Regions from separate parts of the Mus musculus genome. Here regions 1 and 2 are each linked to region 3. Evidence: chromatin loops called from intact Hi-C (ENCODE). Cell type or tissue: heart. All regions are shown on one strand.

Region 1 (5,000 bases), 230 kb before region 3:
CCACTTCTGAGGAATAACACTTAAGGCTGACTTCTGTGCACACACACACTGCCCAAGGAGATGTTAATTGGCTGTTATTGACAAGAGTGTGTTTGCTGCTTTGAGAATGTTAAGAATGATTCCTTGGTTTAGCAGTAAACACAGTAGACTTCAAATTATCAGGTATATTTTAATTTCCCTTACTATGGACACATGTAGATTGATTTAACTTCCTTACAGAAAATCCACTTATATATTTCACACATTTGACTTAAGCTTTTTTGGCATGTGTTTATTTGTTCTATATTCACCTTCTTCACTGACAAATTCATGCTTTTTGTGTATGGTGAATATTCAGTATTCTCGTTAGTTTTTTAAATTATTTTGGGTGTGTATGTTTTACCTGCGTGTATATATGTGTGCTGCATGTATGCAGTGCCCATGGAGGGCAGAAGAAAGCATCAGATCTATCAGAGTTTGAGTTGCAGACAGTTGTGAGCCTCCAGGTGGCTGCTGGGAACTGGACCTTGGTCCTCTGGAAGAGCAACCAATGCTCTCAATGGCTGAACATCTCTCCAGCTCCTACCATCTCTCTTTTTTTTTTTTTTTTTTTTGAGATCCGATAGACACATGATGATCTTTCCAGACCAGGAGTTTTAATTTGAGAAGAGAGGACTATAAAAGACAGAGAAAAGGAATTTCTTTAAAGATTATTTATTTTAAAGATTATTTATTTTGATGGTCATGGTGCCACATGGCTTTAATCTCAATACTCAGAAAACAGAGCAGGTGGGATCTCTGTTAAGGCTAGCTTGGTCTACACAGCAACTTCCAGTCTGCCTAGGGCTGTATAATGACAGACTGTCCAAAAAAAAAAAAAAAAGACTTTATTTTAAATCATGTAGGCATGAATTTTGGGTGGTATGTTCACATATGTGCAGTTGCCAGAAGTGCATGTCAGATTCCCTGGAACTGGACTTATAGGCTATTGTGAGATAAGGGCGCTGAAATCCAAAGTTGGAATCTCTGCAAGAGCATTCTGTGCTCTTAAATGTTGAGCCATCCTTTCAAGCCTGAGAAAGAAATCTATCAGTAACTTCCGGGGAGATTTTCCAAATTCACTGTGTGTTTCCCTCTTAGAGCAAAAGAAAACTTGGCTGAGGAAATTGGTGTTTTGAGAAGGTATCTGATCTAACCTGCCCCTCTGACCTGTTGCCCTAGCTGTTGTCTGTCCTCACAAGGCACTCCCTTCATCTCTGTGCTAGGTCCCTTTTGACATCCCAGCTCAACTGACAACCAGGGCTTGCATGAAAGCTCGTGGCCAGGAAGGGTGGACTGGGCTTTAGCTGCGGAGCCTGAGGTGCACTTTGGATGCAGGTTTAGCAGTAGCTGCCTCTTCCCTTGCCTGAGCAAACTTCAGTGACTGAGGCAGCCGGTGATGGAGGTGGACAGCAACAGCTCCTCTGGGAGCTTCATTCTGATGGGTGTCTCTGACCATCCCCATCTGGAGATCATCTTTTTTGCTGTCATCCTGGCCTCTTACTTGTTGACGCTGGTTGGGAACTTGACCATCATCCTGCTTTCGCGCCTTGATGCTCGGCTCCACACACCCATGTACTTCTTCCTCAGCAACCTCTCCTCTCTAGACCTTGCCTTTACTACCAGTTCAGTCCCTCAGATGCTGAAAAATTTATGGGGGCCAGACAAGACAATCAGCTATGGTGGGTGTGTAACTCAACTCTATGTTTTCCTTTGGCTGGGGGCTACTGAGTGCATACTGCTCGTGGTGATGGCATTTGATCGGTATGTGGCAGTTTGTCGGCCCCTGCACTACATGACCGTCATGAATCCTCGCCTCTGCTGGGGGCTGGCTGCTATTAGCTGGTTGGGTGGCTTAGGCAACTCCGTGATTCAGTCAACATTCACTCTCCAGCTCCCATTTTGCGGACACCGAAAAGTGGACAACTTCCTGTGTGAGGTACCCGCCATGATTAAATTGGCCTGTGGAGACACAAGTCTCAATGAGGCGGTGCTCAATGGTGTTTGTACCTTCTTCACTGTGGTCCCAGTAAGCGTCATCCTGGTCTCTTACTGCTTCATTGCTCAGGCAGTGATGAAGATCCGCTCTGTGGAGGGACGTCGAAAGGCTTTCAATACGTGTGTCTCCCACTTGGTGGTAGTGTTTCTCTTCTATGGCTCTGCGATCTATGGGTATCTGCTTCCAGCTAAGAGCAGTAATCAAAGCCAAGGAAAATTCATTTCTCTCTTCTACTCTGTGGTCACACCCATGGTGAATCCGCTCATCTATACTCTAAGAAACAAAGAAGTGAAGGGGGCCCTGGGAAGATTGCTGGGGAAAGGAAGAGGAGCCAGCTGAGGACAGCACAATCGTCTTCATTTCTTATTGCCTCTCCACCTTGCATTCTGTTTTCTTATGAGAAGTTCTGTCTTCAGTAAAGCCAATGCATATTCCTGACAATTCTACACATTTGGAAGATGGTTAGTGTTACTTGAGACATTCTTTGTTTATTTTCCAGAAATACGACTGTGGACCACAGGTAACAGGGCAGATATGTATCGTTGTAGGTCCAGAGACTATTGACCTACAACAGATCCATTTCAGTGTCCCTGACTCTGAGGTCCACATTATGTGTTATAGCATAATTCTGATGAATTTTTTTTACTTCCTAAGGAAAGAAACGTGAAGTTTCTTGTATAATTTTCTGTAATTCCATGAATTGACACCACACGTTATCAACTTCAGATGAAAATAGAATTCATCTTGGTATCTTAGCCATCCACCATCGTGTTCCGGTTCTCTGTCTCTTCTTAGTACTACATACAGGCTAACTATTCATGCTTCCCATCTCCTTCTCACCTGATTATCCTTTTCTGTATGTCTGCATCCAAATTTACCTTCTATCCAATGTGATAATTAATAAGAAAAGATAGGCAAGACCATTTGCCTTTCAATACTAGCCTAAAATGTCTCCATCTGGCTTTGTTTAAATCATTGCAGCTGACAGCCAGAGCCATCGGGTTTGCTATGAGTCAGTGGACTATGGGATATGCTATGGTTCCTTAAGCAAGTTTAGGAGGGTAGTCTGTCCATTAAGCATGTCCTCTGTTTCAAGTTTTAATCTTCCAGCACTACTGTCCCAGAAATCCAGCAACTGGTTTAGAACAAAACTTATCTCAAGAAACTTGTGTGTTGGAACAATAACACCTATATTGTATGTAGTACAAGCAATTTAAGCTTATCCCTGACTAGCTCACAAATAAATGGGACTCAGACTTTGGTTATTTTTAATCTATTTTTCTAACTGCTGGCCTGGCTACCTCCCCAGCAATGTACCCCAGATACTTGCTCTTTCTCCTGGCCATGTACTCATGGTCTATCGCCCCTCGTGGTGGCTTCCTCTTCTCTCGCGTACTTCCTCCTCTGTCCTTACCTTAGTATATACTTCAAATTTACTTATAAGCTCTTGTAAATTTTCTTCTGAGACTCCTCTCCAATTTTTATTATTTTCCTTTTCTTGTATCTTCAAGTATTTCTTTTATTTTCTTAAATGACTTTGCTCATTGCTAGAATGGCAAAACAAAACAAAACAAAAAAACCGCTCATCCGCCACCACAGTTTACACACCCTATGCCTAGACAGAAGCTATATTAATATGGGACAATTGTTTAGCAGCTACATTATTAGAAAAGAGAAAATTAATAGGTTTTAGAAGTAGTTTCAAAGGATCTGCCGCTTTGCTTCCATTTCTGTTATTGTATTTGCCTGCCTATTACAAAGTATATGCTGGATAAGTGCTAGTGAATGAAATTATATTAAGTGTTATGGATCACCTTCTTATGGTAAGAACTAAATGCTCCATGCAGACCATTTTCACATTTGCTGGTTTGGGTTATCTCGTCCCTTGAATAGAATGGAACGAGCACAGATACATTTTCCCTTCCAAATTTTCATAATTCCCCTTTAAAAATCTAACAACACTATCCTAGCCTGAATTTGTTTCTCCAGTTCAGATCAAAGCCACAACTTAGTTTTCCAATCGTGTCCATAGCAATAGTTTCCAGGATGAGCCATCATCCTGGATCTCATCAAAGTGTATCATCTTGAAGGCACAAAATACCAGTCAGCACACTCGATCAGGTCAGGTCAGATCAGGTCAGCTTCTCAAAGACAAGCTATGGCACCCAAGTTCCTACAGTTATCTGGGAGCAGAGTGTGGCTGACTTGTGGGAGTCGTAATTACAAGGAGACAGGGCAGTCATGTCCTCTGTTCAATTCATTTGAGTTTTGAAATAACTACAAGAAATGCAGGGAGAAATAGAATTATTCTTTAAACACTTTGGAGTTCGGCAGAACTTCCTTCTGGAAAGTAAAGAACACCGTAAAACTGACTAGGAGTTAGGGGAGTGGAAAACCACAGAGGAAGGGGAGAAAAACTTCACCAGTTATAAGGGGAAGTAAGGGCATCATGGGTCTCTGCTGCAAGGAATCCCTAATGATTTTGTACTTTTTGCTGTTTTGAGACTCACACTGTAGGTCAAGATGGCCTTCAGCTCATGGCTATCCTCCTGCCTGAGATTCAAAGTGCAGGAATTAGAAGTTCTCCCTTTAAAACGAAGGGATGAATATGATCACGTCTTAATGGCCACAGTATGAAATTATCAACAATGGAGGCTGGAGAGCTAAAAAGCTGTTCTTCCAGAGGTCCCGGGTTTGATTCCCAGCACCCACGTGGTGGGTCACAACTGTCTTTAACTCCAGTCCCAGGGAATGCAGTGCCTTCTTCTGTCCTCCAAAGGCACCAGGCATGCAGACAAAACACCCAAATACATAAAAAGTAGTTAATTAAATTAAAAAAGAAATTCTCAAGAAAAAATATTATAAAAAATAAAATATGCCTTTAATCCCAGCACTCGGGAGGCAGAAGCAGAAGGATTTCTGAGTTCGAAGCCAGCCTGGTCTACAAAGTAAGTTCCAGGACAGCCAGGGCTACACAGAGAAA
Region 2 (5,000 bases), 490 kb after region 3:
AGATTCGGCCACTGGTCAATCGCGATTTAGTAGCGAGTGGATCTGGGGCAACCTAGGTAGGATCAAGCTCACTAAGGGGTATCTCAAGAGAGACCTCCGACCACCCACCCGACCAGGAGATTCAACGCTTTGCATTTATGACTGAGGAACAGAAGTGGGACAGCAAAGTTTGCAGACCCATATGCAACAGGAAGTAGACTAGAGCCCTGAAGCAACCTAAGACGCACCCTCATCAAAAGGCCTCCCCACCTGGCCTGCTTAGCCCACCTAGTTGGTTACGGCCGAGCTTTGTGCAAGTAAAGCGTGGCCCCGAAGCGCCTACAAGTCCCACAATGCAGCACCGACCCGGCATAGAGAACTACAGCTCCCGTGAGGTCGTGCGCGCAGAGGCCCGCCTACTCCAAGAGGGCTGCAGAGTCACGTCCAGGCCTCGCTAGTAAACAGCACCCGAGCGCGGGCGGAGAACGTGCGACTAGTGACTGCCAACGTGTGGGGGACCGCAACTTCCCTGCTTGAAGCATGGCCACTAAAGGTCCACGTACGCCTCGCAACCTCGAGCGAGCACGCCCCCAACCCTGCTGCAGCCCTGTTCTCTGCAAACGTTCACACCACCCGGCTCCCCGCCCCCCCTCCCCGCAGCCTGGAACCGCGGCATGGCAGCATTGTAGCTGTCCTCTCGCACACTCCGGGCCCCCCCCAAAACGACCTCCTTAGAAGAGGGTTCCCAGAAAGCGCGAGTAAGCAAGGAAAAGGAAGGAAGCCAAAGCTGGCGGGGGGAGGAGGAAGCGCTGGGTGAAAGCCACCAGCAGCAAGCATGGCCGGGACTGCTGCAGCACCACGTGGGTCTGTTTGCAATTTACAAACGTCGCGACTCGCCCGCCTGCAGCGGACAAAAGTGGACAGAACCTCTCGGGGTCCCCACGTTCCAAGGGAAGAGGGTCCCTAGGCAACGCAAGCAGGGTTCCAGAGACTGCAGCGGACCCAGTAGCTAAGAAAGGCGAGCGAGCTCGGAGGCGCGAGCCATGCGTGCGCACACGCGCACCCGCCCGGGCGGGCTGGCCGGGGGCTGCAATGGGAAGAAGGGGTTGGGGGGAGGAGCAGTACACACCTACAGAGCCCTCCTATCACTTCTTTCTCTGTTTTCCTGAAATGTTGCAAAGAGGGCACCTTCTGAGTGGGCACCATGAAATACTCCATAGCGATAGGCCCCCCTCCTGTGCACGAGCCAGGTCTCGCGGTCAGCCGGAGAATGCAAGATGGAAATCCGAATCAAAGGGCAGCGCCGGACGGAGGTGCAGAATCGGCCGGTCCCAGATGCTGGCGGCAGCAGCAGCAGCGGCGAGGGGAGGGAGGCGGGCGGGAGGGGCGGGCGGGAGGTCTCTCCAGCCTGCCTCCCCGGGCGTGTGTATGTGTGTGTGTGTGTGTGTGTGTGTGTGTGTGTGTGTTTGCAGCTGATCAGATGTCTGTTTCAAGGCGGGAAACAGCTGGTGAAAACTCAGCACTCCCCGGCCTCCTTCCGCGGAGTAAGGAATTGCATGTAAACAAAGGACTATTTGCAGCGCCCCCCCCAGGGCGACTGGATGCTGGGGCGAGAAGGGCGCAAGCTCCTTGGGACCGACTACTACATGGGTCTGCAGACTTAACCCTGGGATCAGGAATCAGGGGTCGACAGCTGGCTGTGGGGGGACACGATGTGAATGGAGTGAACAGCGGCCCAGCTACATGCGCCACTATGGGTGATGAGGTCCATCAGCTGACAGGTTGGCAAGCGTAGCTAAAAAGAAAAAAAAAAAAAAAAAAAAAAAAAAAAAGGCCAGCCCCACCGCACGGGATCCCAGTCTGTGCAGTCCAGGGTCCGGTGAGGACTGCCCAGTGCGGGGTCTTTGCGCACCGCTATCCTGGAGGACGCGCTGGGCGGGGCTGCAGCAGCAAAGGGAAGGCTCTTTTGGGTGTGTGCTTCAGGCTTTTGCATTTTCATAATTGCCACTGCACGGAGCGGAGCAGAGCCACTCTGGCGCGCTCCCTTTCGAGCCGACCCGGGCCCCCTGGAAACTTGCGTCATAGCCACTGTTTCCCACAAGTAACTTGGGGCTGACTCTGACCACCCGCCAGCCTCCTCCCTCCGTCTTTACCCAGGTGGCTGCCTGGCCCAAACTCTGACTGGTGCTAGGAAATTAGATTGCGAAGGGTACAGGCAGGTGCGCAAGGTACCTCGGATGTTTGGGGCTGCCATAGGAAGAGAGAGCAAGTGGGAAGGAAGGGAAGGGCGGAGGCAAGCCAGAACAGCAGCGGCCCTGAGGCAGGCTGCCAGCGCGGTCCGAATATCCATTAGAGGTCTGGTGGTGGCTGCCAGGTCCTGTCTTGCCTCTTTCACTACCTTACTTTCCGACTTCGCGCGCAGCGGGCTGCAGCTTCTCATTCATGGGGAAGGCGGGATAAAACTTGCTCCACCGCCAGAGGGCGCGCTCTACAATGGGGGGGGAGTGGTGGTCTGGGGCAAGGGAGGGGACGTTTTAGGGGTGAGCTTCCGTCCTCTGACACGCCCCCACCTTCCGGTCCCGGCCCTCCCCAGACTCCTGGAGGGCTTGGCCCCAGGCTCAGGAAGCCCACGCCTGCCTCGGAATGTCCTCGCTCCAGCTCAGCGCCTTTCCCAGACCCATTCGCTGCCTTCCAAGGTTCCACCCAAATCGAGCCTCTTAGTTGAAATACTTCTATTTATAACAATTGTTGGGTATTATTAGAAAACATTGTTCAATATTACCAACCTGATCTCTAACTGTAGATGCCAGATCAATTAGCATCTAATCCCAGGGACACGTAACTTGAAAAGCAGCACTTCCTAGCCGGCTGGGCTGTGCAGTTGCACACCTGTAATCCAGAATTCTAGCGCTTGGAGATCGAAGATACGATCGTGCCTCTAAAAAAGACAAAGAAGCAAGGCGGTGGTAGCGCATGCCTTTAATCCCAGCACTTGGGAGGCAGAGGCAGGTGGATTACTGAGTTCGAGGCCAGCCTGGTCTACAAAGTGAGTTCCAGGACAGCCAGGGCTATACAGAGAAACCCTGTCTCGGGGAAAAAAAAAAAAAAAAAAAAGACAAAGAAATGGGAGAAGAAAAAATCAGGAAGGCAGGTGAAATGGCTTTATAGGTAAAGATGTTGGCCTGCAAGCCTGATGACCTGGTTTTTATTCCCAGAATCCCCGTGGTATAAAGAGAGAACCAGCTTCCACAAATTCTCTCCTGACCTTGGCATGTGCACTTTAGCATACATACATACATACTTAGAAATTAATTTTTAAAAGTTTAAAGGAAGTAAAGAATATGAAAAAAGGCAATTTCACCCCACCTCCACCCCCAGACTGGGTTTCACTATATAGCCCTGACTGTCACAGAACTCACTGAGATTCCTCCCCCCACCCCCTGCTTCCTCTGGAATTAAAGGAGCCACCACTGCACAGATGTGTGTATGTGTGTGTATGATTGTTTCACCTGTGGGTGTCTCTGTACATCAGGTATAAACCTGGTGCTCTCTAAGGCATCTGAAGAGGGCATCTGATCCCCTAGGACTGGAGTTAAAGATGGTTGTGAGCACCATGTTGGTGCTGGAAATTGAACCCAGCTCCTCTGGAAGAGCAGCCAGTGCTGGATGCTGAACCATCTCTGCAGCCCTTGGTTTTTGTTTTTTGAGATAAGAGTCTCCTGTACCCCAGGCTGGCCTCAAACACCTCCTCCCAAGTGCTGGGGTATTAGGTGTGTACCACCAGAGATTTTTAAATCCTACCACACACAGCCTCACACAGCTTTTTTAAAAAGATTTATTTATTGATTATATGTAAGTACACTGTAGCTATCTTAAGACACTCCAGAAAAGGGAGTCAGATCTCGTTAAGGATGGCTGTGAGCCACCATGTGGTTTGCTGGGATTTGAACTCTGGACCTTCGGAAGAGCAGTCTGGTGTTCCTATCCACTGAGCCATCTCACTAGCCCCCCTCACACAGCTTTATAATAGGGTCTTGCGTGCGCCCAACTGGCCAGGAAGAACGACGCTGCAACAGGATCCTTCCACACATGTTTATTGGGAGAGCTTGATTGCAGAGGCAAAGTGACCCCAAGCCCAGAACTGGTGCTGCTTATATAGGCCTAGGAGAGGCGTTCTCTCTCATCTGATTGGTTAACTTTGGTTAATTCTCAAAACCTCATCTTGGCAAAAGAACCTTTACTGCCTATGTATGTGTGGTGGCCAGCAGTAGCCAACTGCCACTCTGCAACTGCCACTCTACAATGGCTTCCCACAATCGGGGTCTTATTTAGACGTTTATGTACCCCTCTGAGCATTACCCCTGTGGTTATCCTTGATTAGCTGTGACCTTAACCTGATCCAGAGTACAGAGTGTGAGTGTCTTTGGCCCCTTCCTTCCAAAAGAGATGACATGATACAGGGAAGGGATGTGGCAGACCCACGAGGACTCTCATTCTTGAAGTACTTTGAAATGTTGACATTTAAAACCTCACATCCAAAGAGAGATGGCTGGGCAGTTAAGAACACTTGCTGGCTTGCCAAAGGACCAGAGTTCTATTCCCAGCATCTTTATCAGCTGGCTCATAGTCACCTGTAATTCCACCTGGAGGAAATTTAATGCCCCCTTCTGGCTGCCTCTGGTGCCACACACATGTGCAGACACACATGTATACAGGCACGCACATATACATGCAGATACACAAGTGCTCAGACACACATGATTAAAAATAATGCCAGCAGCAGTGATGGCTCACAGTTTGAATCTCACATCCTAGAGGCAGAACTCGACAAAGTTCTATGAGTTTTCAGACAGCTTGATCTAATAACAAGTTCCAGGCCAGGCAACATTTCTTAGTGAGCCTTTGTCTCAAAAGGGGAGTGTGTGTGCTGGAGAAACGGCCAGTGGTTAAGAGCGATGGCTGCTCTTCCAGAGGAACCAGGTTGGATTGTGGACACCCACATAGCAGCTCACAACCACCTC
Region 3 (5,000 bases):
GCTTCACCAATAACCTCTCATAGGCTCTCTTCATGGTGCCAAGCCTCAACTCCTTTGCATGATCCCTTCAGTCCTGGGCCATCAATTGCAACTGAGGCCGCATCTTCACCAATGGCCTTCCATGCCCTCTCACAGTGCCAAGCCTCAGCTGCTCTGAGTGACCCCTTCATGCCTTCAAAACCAGTACCACCTGGGTAACTCTTACACATTACCAACTCCAGCCACAGCACAAGGTACAACCTTGGCTATCTCTGGAACACAGCCTCTGTGCTCTCAAAAAACACTTCCCAGAAGATGTCACCTCAATGATGCTGGTCTTGTCTTAATCACCACTAATTTCTTAGCTCCAGCTAACCAGCATCAATAGTCCCAGTAATGCAAAGGTTTTGCTTTAGTAGTTCTGGTATCTTGTTAATCACAGCTGATTCTTCAGCCCCAGCTAACCAGAACCACAGAATCTTCACAATCAAACTAGCAATGGCCCCGAAAAAAAGTCTTTAATCTTCCCTTTGAAATTTCACAAGCCAGGCCTCCATGTTCTGCACTGTTCTCAACATTATCTTCCAAGCTCCTTCACAACATTCGACAGAGCTCTTAACACCAAATGGATCTTCTGGCCCAAAGTTCCAAAGTCCTTCCACAGTCCTCCCCAAAACATGGTCAGGCTGTCACAGGAATACCCCACTATGCTGGTACCAATTTGTCTTAGTCAGGGTTTCTATTCCTGCACAAACATCATGACCAAGAAGCAAGCTGGGGAGGAAAGGGTTTATTTGGCTTACACTTCCACATTGCTGTTCATCACCAAAGGAAGTCAGGACTGGAACTCAAACAGGTCAGGAAGCAGGAGCTGATGCAGAAGCCATGGAGGGATGTTCTTTACTGGCTTGCTTCCCCTGGCTTGCTCTTATAGAACCCAAGACTACCAGCCCAGGGATGGTCCCACCCACAAGGGGACCTCCCCTCTTGATTACGAATTGAGAAAATGCCCCACAGCTGGATCTCATGGAGGCATTTTCCCAACTGAAGCTCCTTTCTCTGTGATAACCCCAGCCTGTGTCAAGTTGACACATAAAACCAGCCAGTACAACCACAAATATTGAAGAACATTGTCAAATTTCCAGAAGACATAAAAGGCATATCATCTGTCACTCAGGATGCAAGCATAGGGACATGGAAGCAGCATACCTCTCTCTCCCACAACAGTTAGAAGACATACAGTAGTCCCTGCTATCCTCACCATAAACACACTTGGTGAATATGATATCAGTTAATTGGGTTTCCAGTGTGATTTTAAAAATGTTTCGAAGCCGACTGAAATGTGCAGAAAATGTGACTTTTACTGCATGTTACAAAGCTGACCTCCACTAGGACTGCACATTTTGGCAAATCTATTCATCAGACTCAGTTATGAAGGCTGAAACTGTCCTGGGTATAGACTGAGGTCAAGCATACTAATACACTGCCAGTGAGCCGGGGCCCTCAAACCTGGAGGAAGGAAAGGGAGAAGAGTTAAGACCAGCATCATTACCCTTTAAGTGAAGATACCATGAGATCCCTTGTACATGTAGACCAGAAACAAAAGTGAACACACAAGTGTGTGCCCCTGTGTGAGTACATTCTACGTCCACATGTATTTTCTAACCCTGCCTATAATATATACTATTATATATATGTACACACACACACACACACACTATCAATGTCAATGCTATATATATGCATCAGTAGTCCCAGGGTGACTGATAACACCCTGAGAGCACCAAGCACCATTAGGTAGTCACTAATGGTAGTAGTCACTCCTGACAGGCCCTTTCTCAAGAACACACTGGCCCTGGGCAAACTGGAATTATTCTGCATCCCCCAATGAAGGAACAAGTGCTCTGTGGAGGGCAGAGGTGAGCCCTGAAGAACTCAGAAATGAAGTTATTTTTAGTAGTAGAACCTGGGATGATTTGAGCCAAAATGTTAGCAGTAACTGACTACAGACTTCAGTCTAGAATGTATTAATCCATACTTTAATGTACGGCTTCTTCTTTCAGGGAAACTGCCATGGAATGATAAAAAAAGCAAACAGATAAATCTCATTCAGACAGAAATTACTGACAGATGTCAGCAAACAACTATACAATATTAGTGTTACCTAAAAAAACATTTGCTGACTTCAAAGAGAAAGTCAGTAATTTTACCATTGGGGGGAAAAAGCAGACAGATCTCCTTTGGGTAGTGCTTACCACAAGCCTGATAACCTGACTTAGATCCCTGCAACCTGCAAATTGCCAAAAAACTGATCTCTCAAGAGTCATCTTCTGACCTCTGTACACACAATAATAAATAATTTGAATGGTGCATAGTTGTAATACTAGCACTTGAAGAACTAAGGCAGGAAGACCAGTCTGAATTAAATTTTGGGAGACAGTCTCAAAATAGAAGAACAAAACCAAAACAACAACAAAAACCAAGCTCTCTCTGTTTACAAATTGTGGATGAGATATGAGCTCTCAGCTGCCTCTCGGCACCATGGCTGCCTGTCACCAAGCTCCTTACCATGATTGCTATGGACCTGTAACTGAGCCTATCCTCTCTATGAAGGGAGCCAGGGACAGATGAGCAAACTTCCTGCTGCTGGTGTGTGTGCCGTGGGGATGGCCAGTTAAGACAAACCAGAACTAAGACAAAGGTCTAGCCACCAGTGCTACTTCAACAGCAAAAGTCACAATACAGTAGAAGAGATGGGGTGTGCTTTATTTTGAAGATAAAAGCAGAAGACACAGTAAACAATACGGATGAGACGAAAAATTCTGCCATGGCAAGCCCAGCTGCAAAGGAGTGTGCAGACACACAGGCTGCATTGCATGATTCTCCGGTGTCGCCCAACCTTCCCCCTCCCCCCTTCCCTTCTCCCTCTTGCTCTGGCCCACTTGCTCCAGCCCATAGGTTTTTCATTTGTGAGCCACCATGTGGTTGACCTCTGGAAGAGCAGTCAGTGCTCTTAACTGCTGAGCCATTTCACCAGCCTCTTCTCCCGTATATTTGTAAAATATATCCATCAAAAAAGGTGGTGCATACCTTTAATCTCAGCGCAGAGGCAGAGAGGCAGAGGTAGGTGGATCTGAGTTCAAGGCCAGCCTGGTCTACAGAGTGAGTTCCAGGACATCCAGAGCTACACAGAGAAACCCTGTCTAAAAACAACAAACCAAAACAAACCAAACAAAAAAATCTTTGGAAAACAAAGGGGGGGGGGGCAGAACCAGATACCAGATTTGATTCCAGGTTAGCTTAACTGTCTAAAGAATAAACCAACAACTTAATATATGTGCCTGAATCAGACACTAAACACACCATCTGCATAGTATCAGTCTTCACGTTTCCCCCACACCCTAAATGAAAAGCCACAAAAACCTCAACGGCAGGCAGGCCACAGTCTCTTGTTAAAGTGCTGGGTGGCTTGGGACTTACACAGTAGCACTGATAATGTGACTGTGATATTGCAGACATGCATGTGTACACACACACACACACACACACCTAGTGCCCATGTTCCCCCCTAGCCACAACCACATCCCTTTTCCACAGGAACTGTTAAGAGTTGGCTCAGGGCCTCCCGTGTTGTCCTCCCAAGCCTGTCCTGTCCACTATTCACAGTAGCCTCTCCCATTCACCACTCACTCTCCTATCTATACGGCTCATTCCAGTGCTGGTTTAGGGCATTCCTTAATAAACTTGTTAAGATATAATTAACTTTACTGAATTACAACAGAGACAAGCTTTTCATCTCATAAGCCAATGCATCTATTACAAAAGCAGATTTTTCTCCAGCCTGAGACTGGTTCTGGGCACCCTGCAGAAGCTTCTTAGTTGAGCTTTCAAGAGGAGGAAAAAAAATCACCCGGAACCACTCAAGCGAGCAAGGGGTGAAAACACATGAGCTGTGAACTTCTACTTCAAAAAGATCACCCACCTTCCCTACAGATCTGTAACTGTCCGTACTAGAGCTCTGCTCATAATGGTAACTCACAGGCAAGCAGTGTTCTAAGTTGTGAGATATGCTGGCTGTTTTTCTGCAATTCTTGTTGGGTTTCAGTCCCTGGCACAAGAGACTGAGGTACATATTTTACACACTAAAGCAGACCTGGCCTCTAGATTCTCTCAGTATCTCACTCCCTACCTGGCATACCCTGCCCCTAATCCTAAACTTTCCAGCCCAGGGGCTGGGCTGCCCTTCCTCTAGACGTTCCTTCTTATATAATCTAGACATTTTGATGTGTGTCTCGCTCTGTCTCTTTCTCTGCCCCCTACACACACACACACCCCTTCCCAAGGCAACTTTCCTGGCCTTGGTCCTTGGGGTCAGTGAACTCGAGAGAGCAGCTTCCCAATAGACCTGCCTTTACTATAATCTAATCTGGTTTATCTCACTGGCTGTGGAGATATAACCTATCAATTACAAATGTCAGACCATCTCCAATTTACAGAAGACACAGGTGAGAGCTAGTTACATGGAGTGCCACTTCCTGTCTGGCCTTCTAGTTGTATCCTACCTTGACAAGTTTATTATAGATGGCAAGCATGAACTTAGGAGCATCAGCAAAGACAGAAATCAGGGAAGCTCTGGAGAAACAATGAGTCAAACAACCAATTGACCAATCAACCAACAGCACGGGGTTCTTGATAGCTGATACTTCCCAGAAGGAACACAAGGAAGCAGGCTGAAATCTTTAATGAAGTGGCAATCTCTCCAATAGGAAATGGATACTATGTATGTATTTTCTCCACCTAAGACCCAGGGAGAATTAGTGCCACCACAGCAGCAGGCAAAGTCGGTGAAAAGGAGCACCAATGTTGCAAATAAAAAACTTGAGCTAGACTCCAGAGTCAACTTTGGGAACAGACTGAGCAAACCAGCCAAGGTTGAGAAGGTGTTTGCAGAACATGATGCAAAGATACACAAGAAATCAGAGAAGATACGGATCCACTGTTAAGTAAAACCAGCTTCTCTG

What was found. Peaks named below come from ENCODE experiments on the same cell type or tissue, not always from the same donor. Only the 100,000 strongest peaks of a DNase experiment are listed, where the experiment ranks them.
Region 1: it touches region 3 in a loop (2.2-fold over the local background); 5 of 42 quality-filtered maps call a loop at or near these places.
Region 2: it touches region 3 in a loop (2.7-fold over the local background); 3 of 42 quality-filtered maps call a loop at or near these places.

Annotation. Positions count from the first base shown.
Region 1 is chr16:3,837,558-3,842,557 of GRCm38, forward strand. Olfr15 (olfactory receptor 15) reads left to right here and starts at 1,418. Exons shown (of 1, transcript NM_008762.2): 1 at 1,418-2,356. The coding sequence starts at 1,418. The coding sequence ends at 2,356. In heart, a CTCF peak has its summit at 2,150; no DNase peak of the experiment used is centred here; H3K27me3 peaks cover 1,191 bases.
Region 2 is chr16:4,558,320-4,563,319 of GRCm38, forward strand. Tfap4 (transcription factor AP4) reads right to left here and starts at 1,401. Exons shown (of 7, transcript NM_031182.2): 1 at 1,109-1,401. The coding sequence starts at 1,197. In heart, CTCF peaks have their summits at 1,555, 2,432 (motif pointing right) and 2,655; DNase peaks (open chromatin) are centred at 372, 1,552, 2,042, 2,302 and 1 weaker place; H3K4me3 peaks cover 2,871 bases; H3K27ac peaks cover 2,768 bases.
Region 3 is chr16:4,071,589-4,076,588 of GRCm38, forward strand. All of the region lies in intron 1 of Trap1 (TNF receptor-associated protein 1), which reads right to left. Among named protein-coding and RNA genes, the nearest start is that of Trap1, 3.7 kb to the right of the region's middle. In heart, a CTCF peak has its summit at 2,988; no DNase peak of the experiment used is centred here.